Regions from separate parts of the Homo sapiens genome. Here regions 1 and 2 are each linked to region 3. Evidence: chromatin contacts called from ENCODE Hi-C or POLR2A ChIA-PET data. All regions are on one chromosome and are shown on one strand. The core of a region is the stretch at or near the end of the contact, and the rest is flanking DNA. Distances in the headings are between cores, read along the strand shown. Region 1 overlaps SCFD2 (sec1 family domain containing 2). Region 2 overlaps SCFD2 (sec1 family domain containing 2). Region 3 has its middle 71 kb from the start of USP46.

The links. Hi-C counts contacts between places; a loop is a spot of excess contacts on that map. ChIA-PET counts read pairs that join two places held with the same protein, here RNA polymerase II (POLR2A). Pooled maps may share reads with other maps.
Region 1: a map of cardiac septum shows a loop between it and region 3 (2.4-fold over the local background). The contact joins two enhancer-like sites. A Hi-C loop is called at or near these places in 1 of 168 maps with a recorded cell type or tissue (cardiac septum). POLR2A ChIA-PET finds 5 or more read pairs at or near these places in 1 of 52 experiments (H1).
Region 2: a loop to region 3 is called in a map of Caco-2, with 4 times the contacts of the local background. The contact joins two enhancer-like sites. A Hi-C loop is called at or near these places in 1 of 168 maps with a recorded cell type or tissue (Caco-2) and 4 of 50 pooled maps.

Annotation. Positions count from the first base shown.
Region 1 is chr4:52,955,184-52,959,474 of GRCh38, reverse strand. All of the region lies in intron 5 of SCFD2 (sec1 family domain containing 2), which reads left to right. Among named protein-coding and RNA genes, the nearest start is that of SCFD2-AS1, 30 kb to the right of the region's middle. Within about 2 kb of position 1,951, at least 3 of the 41 ENCODE cell types and tissues checked have a DNase peak (open chromatin) inside an H3K27ac peak, as active enhancers do.
Region 2 is chr4:52,912,707-52,916,650 of GRCh38, reverse strand. All of the region lies in intron 6 of SCFD2 (sec1 family domain containing 2), which reads left to right. Among named protein-coding and RNA genes, the nearest start is that of SCFD2-AS1, 13 kb to the left of the region's middle. Within about 2 kb of position 2,555, at least 2 of the 41 ENCODE cell types and tissues checked have a DNase peak (open chromatin) inside an H3K27ac peak, as active enhancers do.
Region 3 is chr4:52,586,499-52,590,278 of GRCh38, reverse strand. No RefSeq gene overlaps it. Among named protein-coding and RNA genes, the nearest start is that of USP46, 71 kb to the left of the region's middle. Within about 2 kb of position 1,343, at least 7 of the 41 ENCODE cell types and tissues checked have a DNase peak (open chromatin) inside an H3K27ac peak, as active enhancers do.

The DNA.
Region 1 (4,291 bases), core at 702-3,201, 370 kb before region 3:
CACGGGGTTCTCAGACTTTAATATGCTTAAGAATCACCTGGGGTTCTTGTTCAGCAGATAGATTCCTGGGCCTTATCCCCAGAGATTCTGATTTTGTACATTTGCAATGGAGCCCAAGTAAGCACCCCAGGTGATTCTGGGTAGAGCAGCCCATACATCCCTCTTTGAGGAGCACTGACCCAGCCCAACCTCCTATTATCAAGCAGAAAGAAACTGCAGCCAATACTTGCAGTGACCTGTTGAACATCACACAGCCATTACAGATTGAGACTAGAACCGAAGCCTCTTGACACCCTGTCCAGAGCTTTGCCTGTCTGCCTGTCTTGTAAGAGGCATCATAGCATAGTGGTTAAACATATGGACTCAAGAGTCAGACTTTCTGGATTCAAATGCCAACGTGACCACCTCTGAACCATGAGGCACTCTGCAAATTACTTTTCCTCTCTAAGCCTTAGTTTCTTAATCAGTGAGGTAGGTGTAATAATACCAATTGTCAAGAGTTATTGGGAGGATTACACATGATAATACACATAAAGCACTCTGCATAATGCCTAATACATAATGAGTTCAGGTTAATATTTAAATGTGATTATCAGTGATTATCAGCTTATTGTTCTCATTTATGGTAAATTATCTCCATGTTTGAAACGTATTTACCTGTAGAGCTTTCCAAAAAGTGTAAGAGCCATTTGAGATGGAATGGCAAGGCATCTCTGGGGAACAGGAGAGGTGTACAGAGACACCTGTCCTCTGCTCTAGCCACACGTTTCCTCCCGTATTTCTGGCCATGGGTGGCTGATGTGGGACTCAACTACTCCCAAGTTAGAGTCGCTCCTCCGAGAGCTGTTCCTTTCTCCTTGTGCCTATGGTGGCTGTGAGATCTGTAGACATGGGGATGTTGGATCTGACGGTAAGCCGATGAACGTCACTTGTTGAGGGTGGGGGTGAAACCGTAATGAAAGGCCAGTCATGACAACATAAAAAATGTCACCATGTTATGGAATGTTACTGCTGAAAGGAACGTCAGAAAACATCTTGTCCGGCACTCTCCCTTCCTCCATTAATAAGTGAGGAAAGTACCTGATTTGAGACAGAGCTGGGATAAGAGCCCAGTTAATTCTTTCCTTCCCAGAAATAAACAAACACATGGAGCCTGCCTTATAGTATTAACAAAAGGGCCTCACAACTCAGTCAGATTTTAATATGTAAGCACAAGTTCATAACCTTGCAATAAAGACTGGAATCAAATGTTTACGCATGAGTGTATTTTCTAATTGGACTTAAAGTGTCTTTGTTTTTGCTTCCCACCTTGGGGAATAAGAATAACCCTGCTTAATCTAAAGGAACAATTTTGATACAATAAGAGAAAATGAACGTTTTTTCCTTTGTGTCTGACTATTTCTCCTGTACAAAGAACTTGTGTTCCAAGAAGTGCCTGGAGATGGCAGTTGGGATCATAATCACATTTACTGTTCAATTACACAAGGAGCCCGTATGTTAGGGTTAATGACACTCTCTTAAAAACAGCAACGACCAGCCCATTAATAAAGAGCAGCCCTTGCTGAGTCCCGCTTGAGGTGGTTAACTTAGATTTATATTAACAAATGAAAAATGTAAGTATAACCTCGGTCTGATGTAAACACATACCTCTATCAGCGTTAGTTTTTCATCTAAACCTGGGGTGCCTGGCCCAGCACTTAGAGCTACATGTTGAAGTCTTGCCTCTCTGGACAAAATCAAACAAGGGTTTAATCAAAGAAGTCAGGCACAAGGGGAGTACTTTTTCTGACATCTCCACGAGTAACCTCCCTCTCTTTTTCTCTGGTTGTGGGACCTGGTGTGCATCTGCCATTGTGAGGCCACAAAAGAGACAGGAACAAAGCCTTGTAAACGCACTTGGTGAGTGATGGCTATTGGAGCCGGTTAGTATGTTGGCCTCCGCCTTTGTGAGGGGTCACCCGGGATTTGTGAAAGTCCATAAACTGCCACGTCAGGAAGAACCACTGCTATTCGCAGCAACTGATAGCTGGCAGCAGCTGCCAACATTTTTTTTTAACTCAGGCCACATACCGCTCCTATCCCGCTGATTCTTTAAATGCTCCCCTCAGAGTGGCAGATGGTGACAGTTCTCCAGATGTTGCAGCTTTCATGTTCATCTGATGTTTATACAGTGTGCCAGGGTTATTTATTAAATAGAAGCACACACCCAGCACTTGCAGACCCAGGTGCATGCTTTGTAGACTGTCTGGCAGAACAGCTCTGCAGGGCTCAGGTGGAAATACTGCAACCAGACTGCGTTCTTTTTTTTTTCCAACCCTTATGTTTACAACCCCACTCCTTCTGCATGTCAGCAACATTTGCATTTGAAGCCCAGGGTGGTTTCTGGAATTGTGGGGTGTCTCTGATCCCCTTGCCCTCCTCTCTTGTGTGCCTTCAGCCTCCCAAGCCACATGAGTTCCCCAAAGCATTGAAGACCTGAGTTATGAAGGCATGTTTCATTCTGACCACAAATCGAATTTTGCCAGGATTTCAGCAACTCCAGCCCTGCTGTCTCATCCCTGTTTCTTTTCCCCTGCTGCTCACCCGGGGCAGCTCCCACCATACTGCAGAGGCTTGGGGGCCCAGGACTGGAAGATCCTTATCTGGTGGACATCTGTGCTGTTGCCTGCTGGGCACCCAGCCCTCCTTCTGAGAATCCTTCATGGGCAGCTACTCTTCCTCTTCCTCCACTTGATGTTAATGGGAACTGTCTTTTATAGTGCTTCACCTTTTTGCCCACAGGACTGGGCCATTTGGCTTTCTTGTCTAGGACTTTACTAACTGGAATGGAAGGAAGAGCATTCCTTCTTAATCATGAAGCTGGGAAGAGGTGCTCATGAGAGCAGCTGGCAGCCATGTTTTTATACTGCAAGGAAGGCACCAATCTGCAGGAGAATTAAACTGAGCCTTAGAGAGAAGAGACAAGAGACAGAAAGGGCCTGGTGGGTTCCAAGTCCTCGTTGCACTGTCCCAGGACCCTGGTGGCCACCTGCCCTTCCCTCAGCCTGGTTACTTGAGCCAGTACATTTTCCTCTTTTCCTTAAGATAATTTAAGCTGGATTTCTGTCACTTGCCATAAAAAGCCCTATCTAACATAGTCCCCTTGACCTCTGTCATGAAGCCACCTTGCTTTCCTCTGGTTCCTCAGCCACCGCTCCCCTTCCAGGCTCCAAGGGGAAGGAGGTTTGCCTTCTAAGTATGATGGGGAGGCAGGTAGGATGTAGGGGAGATGGCTGCTGCTCCAGGGATGACCATTCTGTGAGCTCCAGCAGTAGTCTTGGGCTTCTTCCAGATTTAGAGCTCTGGCTGTGGAGAAATTCATTCCAAGGCTCCTTGTGTTGCATCTCAGAGACCTCAAGCTGGGAGGGAGAGTGGGACCCCCATAGCTTTCTCTTCACCAACAAATCTGAAGTCCCACAGTGAAGCCTCCATGGTGTTGCTGACCACAGCAATAGGTATCTCAGCCTACTGTGGGACACCAGGTTAATGTAAGGGATTATCTTCTGTCCTTAGGAAGTATTCCCACAGCCAAGTAGCTGCCTTTCCTTCAATTAGAGCATGCTAACTTGGGCACGCAATGGATATTTTTCTCAGCCCCAAATCATTATTACTGACCACTGTCTTTGTCCCAAAGTCATCATGGAAAAGCTATTTTCTTTTATTTCTCTATGTATAAATACATTATTTTTTCTGTTCCACATTGCTGAGGTAGAATCTGCTGCTGGGGTCTTTTTATGAATGTCCTATCAGGTTGTGTTAACACAAAGCCAATTTTCAGAGGTATTTAAAGTAAGGCTAAGAGCAGAGGCTCTGGTGTTCAACTGCTTGGTTGGACTTCTAGATCTGTTACTTACCAGTGGTGTTCCCTGAAACAAATCACTTAACCCCTCTGTGCCTCAGTTCCCACGCATGAAAACTGACGCTAGGCACAGCACCTATTTTATAGAGCCATTGTGAGAAGTTAAATGTTATAGAAGACATGAAGGGCTTACCAGAGGGTCTACCACATTAGTACTCATTTAATAAATATTAGCAATAATAATCATTGTTTCACATGGAGGCTGTGAGATCTGTTTCTTATATTATAGTCTTTCTCTTTCTTCTGGGAAATGGGACTCAGCAAAATTAGTAGCAAGAAGACCAAAGGTGTGCTGGAAGAGAAAGATGCTGGGATGACCTCTTGCTCTTAGCACTGAACAGAAAACAGTTCTGAAAACCCACTGCCCTAAGCTCTCCTGTCCAATGCAAGCAT
Region 2 (3,944 bases), core at 1,306-3,805, 330 kb before region 3:
TCTGTTGACTGGAAACCTAAGCCCCCAACTGTGCCTGTGCAGAAAGTGTTTTTTCTGTTTTGTTTTGTTTTGTTTTTGAGACAGAGTCTCACTCTGTCGCAGAAGCTGGAGTGCAGTGGCGCAATCTCGGCTCACTGCAACCTCTGCCTCCCAGGTTCAAGCGATTCTCATGCCTCAGCCTCCCAAATAGCTGGGACTACAGGCGCGCGCCATCATGCCCAGCTACATTGTTTTTGTATTTTTAGTAGAGACAGGGTTTCGCCATGTTGGCGAGGCTGGTCTTGAACTCCTGACCTCAGGTGATCTGCCCACCTCGGCCTCCCAAAATGCTGGGATTACAGGCATGAGCTACTGCGCCCGGCCGCAGAAAGTCTTCTTACCCTTCCGTTTCTTACTGCAAATGCTCAGTTTAGTGAGAAGCTTAATCTCCCCACTAAATGCCACAGTGTCTGATGTGATGCCATTCCTCAACTGTGACACCAGGAGGATATTAGGCAGATGTCTCAGGGCAGGGAGCTTATACGGGGCTTTCAGACAAAATACTGTATGGCTCTCGCATGGCTTGCCTTGGCATGCATCTTGAAGAGCAGGGCTGAGCTGCAAAAAACCTTCCACAGACACATACTGTACTTTGTGCCTCTGGCATGTTGAACAAGAGCATTTTGAACCAGCAGTGCCTGAGGAGGCTTGATTCATCTTGTGCCCAGTGAAATGTGGCTCTCTGAACAGGCTTTAGGCCTGGCCTCTTTTGTCAACAGTGCCCAGCCCTGGCCTCCAGTTGTTCTTTTCCAAGTGCTAAGTTCTATTGCTCCTCCTGATTCTTTCTAACAGAACTGCTAGCATCTTTTCTGAAGGAATCAGCATGGGGTAGGACTAAATTGAGGGCCAGGAAACTTGGCTCTGTCCTGAGTCTACTTCTAATTGGCTGTGTGAACTCAAGCAAACATGTTAATGTGTTTGGGCTTCACCTTCCTCATATTGAATTGAAGGGGCTATACTCAAATTTTTAAAAACTAATCTGCTTCTGGATTGAAGCCTGGGTGGGTGGATGGATGGATGGATGGATGAACAGACAGACAAATGAACCATTTTTAAATCTACAAATAAATTGTTTCCTTTAAGAAGATGAAAGGAGAAAAAACAGTCATCTTATAGCAAAAAATAAAAATAAATGAGCCATGGATTAGTCAAAGCCATGAGCAATTTTGAACAGATGTTTTTCTGTGCTGTCTTGGGTTGAAACAAAATGAATACCCTCCCAGTAAGCCTGGTTTTTCTGAGAGGCTGGTTGTTCAGAGTCAATTTTGCAGAAAAGGGAGAAGCAGACATCTTCACTATCAGAACTGAGCCCCCAGCTATGCCAACAGTAACAGCAAAAACAAGGTCAGCAGCCCCAGCTGATGGAGATGTGACTGTGGCCACAACTGGGTTTTCTTGGAAACTGCTATCCTAAGTCATTTTTAAGGTGCACCAAATTCAAGATGTTGTAGTTACACTGGTTTCTCAAGATTGTATCTGACTTACTATATATTATGTCAGGAACTGCTGCTATACTCACTGCTTTTCCTGAAGAGCTAACATTCAAGTCAACAAAAGAATCTTCCAGACCCACCACACAGTATGTTCACCCCAAAAGAATAACCAGAGACATTGACACAGTATTTTAGTTATCATATTTTACTTAAATGTGGTATTTTTTTAAGGATTCATTTCTTGAAACTTCAGCTATTCCATGTGTATCAGCCATCAAGGGGTCTCTTTAAGCTCTACCAAGCTATCAGGCCAGCCTCATGAGGCTCTCATACAGGGCCACGATATGACCTTCATGGGCCCCTTTTTTTGTAAAAATAAAAAATAGTAAAAAGCATATGGTACAATTGCACTGGTGTAAAAATAAATATATCAATATTACATATGAAAACATCACTTTCACCTTAAAGTATTTTTTCTTCTGATTTAAAAAAATGTATTTTCATGGGCCCTCAAAAGGAATGTGGGCCCAAGGCACTGTATGTTTGTATCTAACAAATAAGTCAGCTCTGTGGTCATGGCTCCCACTTGACACAAGTGTGCCCGAGACAGGAAAGTAGCTCCCCATCAGGGGAGCATAAGGCATTTTTCTTCCTTGGAGTAGTCCCTATGACCATCCATGAAGCTTGAAGCAGTCCACGCAGCTACTGAGGAGCTACTTGGACTGGTTTCAAGGTGACAGCTCAGGAGTGAGAGAGCTAGATTCACATGGGATGAATACACCAGTCCCCTGGCTTAAAAACCTCATATCCTGTAGGAGCTAATTCCTCTGTAAGAACTCCACAGACATAGCTTCCAGCACTCCTCCAAGGGACAAGTCCAGTTATTATTCAAGAATCATTATACTCAGAGAAGCCCAAAGCTCTGGCTTTCTATCAAATTTTTATAGTTCTTTCAGTTTAATGCAGTTTACCAACCAGCGGTCATTTTTGTCATAAGCAATCTTGCCTGGCTGCATAGTTTGACATTCTTCCTTTATCAGGTTTCCAGGGAAACAGAGATAAAAAGTTAACCAAAGGTTAAATTCTTATGCAGAAGGGAAAAGGGTTTAATAATCTTTTACCTACAACCTGCAGCTTGCCAGTTGTTAAGGAAATATTTACATTAATGTTCCAATCAAAACTTAACAGTGTGTCTATGGCAGAGACCATCCTGTGTATTCCCAAAACTCCATTGCCTTTTCTTCTGTAGCAAACAGTTAGACTCCTTTTTCCAGGTTCCTTTGTAGAATTGTGACTAGTTATGGCCAATGAACTGCGGTGGAAGTGATACATATCACTTTAGGGCTGGACCCATAAAGTCTCTGGAAATCCTTCATACTCTCTCTCTCATTCATCATCTGCTGATGAGAGGTAAAGTCTTCAGTGTAGGATTCTAATGCTCTAGGGAATGGTGTAGCACAGTGGTGCCCACCTTTTTGTCACCAGGGACCTCTTTTGTGGAAGGCACCAGGCGGTGCAGGGTGGGGCGGTGTGGTTTCAGGATGATTCAAGCACATTGCATTTATTGTGCACTTTAATTTCTATTATTACATTGTGATATATAATGAAATAATTATATAACTCACCATAATATGGAATCAGTGGGAGAGGTAAGCTTGTTTTCCTGAAACTAGACAGTCCTGTCTACGGGTGATGGGAGACAGAGACAGTGACAGGCCATCAGACATTAGATTTTCATAAGGAGCATGCAACCTAGAACCCTCACATGCGCAGTTCACAATAGGGTTTGTGATCCTAGGAGAATCTAAAGCCATCACTGATCTGACAGGAGGCGGAACTCAGGCGGTAATGCAAGTGGTGGGAAGCAACTGTAAATACTGATGAAGCTTCACTCATTCACTCACTGCTCACCTCCTGCTGTGTGGCCCGGTTCCTAACAGGCCACGAACCAGTAGCGGTCCATGGCCTGGGGTTGGGGATCCCTGGTGTAGCAGGAACCTGGGTCCCTGAATGATTGGGCAGGGCACAGATCTCCTATTGCCAGCCCACATTGGATATCCAGAGATATAAGGAATAAATAAATGACCAGCAAGAAAAGGAAAGAACAAATTTTTCTGAGTTTTTAATTCCTCTCCCAATCTCCCAAAAAGGTGAACTGGCAGAGAGTGTTTGATTAGGAAAACTAAATTACTATGGTTTACCCTCTTAATATGGAGACAAACTATATGGCTAATCTCTCCTCTGGCCCTTCCTAGCATGCGAGAGAATCTTTGAGTAGGGCACCAGAGAAATCACATCTGTCTCCACTATCACCACCTTCTACAGGGTCCTTTGCTGAGAAGTGAGTCATTCCTGGCTGAGTAGAAAATTTCATGCAAGTCAGAGGGTTCCCATCTAAGAAGTCATTGCCAAGCAGTTCATTCTAACCAGATTTCAGTGACATGATTTAGGGCACAAAATGGTCCAAACTAA
Region 3 (3,780 bases), core at 94-2,593:
CTTCAGCAGAAGGGTGAAGGCTGTAGAAGGGAGAGAAAACCCTCTTCCTGTATGGCTATTGATTGACTTTGACTTTTAACTGATTATGTCATCTGAGGAGTCTGTGAAGGTTTATGAAGAATGAATTCACCATACAACCTCCCCTCAGATGGAAATGTGTACATAATGTAGAAGAATAAGGGGCTGTGAGTTTCGGGGGTAAGAGGAGGGGAATAAAGTTAAGACTCCTAATACTGCTTAGCTTCTAGCCTTGGGTCTTGCCGCAACGCCTGCCCAACACCTGTGTGTGTGTGCTTTGCAAGGTTAGCTGGGACTTAGGTAGACCCCACTTTGTCTGTCGCTGACAGGAAACCTACACATTCTCTGCTCTTTCTGCTGTTTCCCTGACCTCGCTCTCCCATGGAATTTTAGATTCAATTCAGTGGAGTTCAGGTTCCAGTGTGGGTTGATCACCAGCCGATGCAATCCCCCTAGCATATGGGAAAGCAAAGGATCAGGAGGCATGAGATCCTAGTTCAGTCCTGGCCTTTGCTTCCTGGTTTGCCTAAGTCAGATGTTGGACATAGTATTGGGGTAGGGTGCTGATGAGTGGTAGTTGGTGAAGGGGCCATTTTCCACACAAGTCCCCAAGGGAGACAGACCAATTGGCAAAACAATGGAAAGTATATAATCTTAGCTACTTAAATCATAAGTAGTTCTGGGATACTAGGCTCTACTGTTCTATTTATTCCCCACAACATTTCCTAACATTTCCTAGGCATGAAAGATGACGCTGAAGACATGAGAAAAACAAGCATCCCCTGACAGCCAGGGGCTAGCCTGAGACAGCCGCCCTCTGATGTTGTCAGGAGGCATCCTGGCGTTCATCACTGGGCTGTGGTGTTTCTTGTTCCACGTAAATCGCACAGAACACCACCCTCAGACAAGGTCATGCCGTGACTGTGATGAAGTTAGACAAAAAACAAGACCACTTAATAATTATCCCAGCATAGACAAACACAAGGTCACTATGTAAACCACGAAATCACAAACTCTTCATCCGAGTGCCTGCTGCCCTTCACCAGTTCCCATTTTAGCTTTGCTCTCATCTGTGCTACATGAGATTTACTACCATCTCAATCAGATAATCTCCCCCACTTCCTGACAACACCCAATCCAAAGCACACCCCTATTCGTGGAACACTCCCACGAATGACCTAAGCAAGGCCTCCATCCTCAAAGTTCTTCTGACAGCTGCTTACTGAGATGCCCCACAGTCCCCCAGTGTGTGGTCTCCCAATGCACTGAGCATTTGTTCAACCACAGTTGTTTTCCTAATGGTCTGGCTGGAAAGTGCTAGACTGAGAAGTCATTTCCTGAGGTCTGCTGTTCTCATGAGGGCAAGGGGGAAAGGAGCGTCATACACACAAACAGGATGGCTACTGGTGTGCTGGCACCTCATTGATCTGCAGCAACTCGTCCTGCCCACGGGGTTGGTGGTTTTGGCCCAGACACCAAAGAAGGCTTCTTACAAGTAACTGGAGAAATCTAGACTTCAGTTTTTCCTAACCTGTAAAACAAGGTCAAAGCAGTTTTGTAATAAATAGAAATGCTGGAAAGCATGTAGTGTGATGGTGGGCATGCCCTGGTACAACTGACATGCTTTGCTCATTGTTCATAGTTCCTGGCACCTCCACACCTCCCCTTAGAGTCCCTCAGGCTCAGGTTTGTCTGTGTCTCGAGCCCTTGCTTTCCTGAGGGATCAGAACCCCTATTTGAGGCAGGGCCTTAAACCGAGGAGATGCGGACTGAGCTCCCTCTGTATGGAGGGTTCAATCAATTTCAGGAATTCCAATTTGCTCCAGCAGAGAAGGTCCAAGTTCTGTCTGGATCCTGTTATGTGTGCTGAAGAGCTTTCCAGAGTCATAGGGCTGGGGTGGGGAGGGGTCATCCTGGTGTGGACAGGGCATGTGGCAGTAGAGACGACTGAAGATGCAGGGACAGGGTCCAGTGCCCTCTAGTGGGAAGGGCCCCCCAGACACCTCCTGATTGTCCTCAAAAGAGCTGCTGCACAAGTCTTGCTCTTACTTTGTTTGCATTACTTGTCTATGTGTTTTGTTTTTTTTTTAAAAAAACACTCCCAAATGTGACAACAGTGATCTTGAATCCAAACCAAGGCTGAAATTAAACAAGCCCTTACCTTTCTGCAAGACGGGGCAATGGAACAAGAGATCATGAAAAGAGAGAAGAAGACGGGCTCCATGAAGACAGTGTCCTGTCCCTCTCTGAAGCTGGTGCCTAGAAAGGGTTGTCGAGTTAAAACAAATGCGTGACAAGGGGGTGTGGGGCTAACATGGAGAAATCTAAGAAGAAGAGAGGTGATTCTTACTCCTATTTAGCTTTTTAATGTTACAAAGCAGGAAAGGAAGGGTCAACCTAAAATAAAGGAGTCAGGATCCAATTAAAAGAGTTTAAGTGCAAAGATTGAGGGTAGCTGTCCAGGCACACCCGGATACCAGAGAATGATTATTAGTGCTCTCGGTGTGGGGATAAGTGAAGATTATTTATATAGGCAAAAACAGGTGTAGAACAGAATCACAACATTCTCCATACAAAGGCTAACACAGAGCTATAGGATTTGATTGGCTACTATTGATTACACTCCAAAGGATTACTTAACATCCAATTGTAAAGAGGTGAAAATCATGAGGGTCTCCATCTCATTTAGCTTAGGTTTGCATAAAGATTAGGGAGTCTCGTTAATGTATAACATCTCAACACAAAGGTCAAGAAGCAACGGTCATTCACCAGAGAAGAAAAACAACTGTGACTCAGTTTCCAGGGCTTAACTTTTGCCCTTGGCATAATAAATAGGGAAGGTCCTGAAATTTTCTTTTCACGGAAGAACAAAGAAGAAGAAGAAAGGAAAGAAAATGGAATATTTGAGAAATCGATGTAAGGGTTTAAATAAAAGATCTGAAAGCCACTTTCTGATTTTCGGAGGTACAAGAAAAGAACCTCATGGCAAGCCAACTAAAGTGGCAAAGCATAATTTTAATCCTTATAGTCCTCCCCTACCTGAGAACAAATATCCTATTTTATTTCTGCTATTCAAGTTTTGGTTACAATTTTTTGTAAGTTTTGATTTTTGTAGGCAAAAACTGTGAGACCTCTCAAAAGTGATATGGGATAGGAACTCATTTACTGTTTTAGAATTTCTGGAAAATAGTTTTGCATTTTGAAGCTTTCCTGCTTTAATTTTGCTAGAGGCATTTATTTGTAATTATGTCAGCTGATCCCAGACTATAAGCTACATAATAGAACTTTAATTACATTAGGTACAGGATTTTTTTCTCTTCTCCATTTACATATATGGAGGAATGAAGTATTGGACAGAAAGTCGGCTGGGCATGGTGGCTCACGCTTGTAATCCCAGGACTTTGGGAGGCCAAGGCAGGCAGATCGCTTAAGCCCAGGAGTTTGAGACCAGCCTGGGCAACATGGTTAAACCTCCATCTCTACAAAAATTAGAAAAATTAGCCAGGCTTCCTGGCATGCACCTGAAGTTCCAGCTATTTGGAAGGCTGAGGTGGGAGGATCACCTCAGCCTGGGGAGGTAGAGGCTGCAGTGAGCCATGATTGTGCCACTGCACTCCAGCCTGGGTGACAGAGCAAGACCCCGTCTCAAAAAAATAAAAAGTCTATAGTGACATTCTGAGAACAAGTGTTGTGAATAAGTGAATGATGGAAGTGTAGGGAGAATATTCAATAAAGAAAAATGGTAAAGCAGAGCTGAAGGGA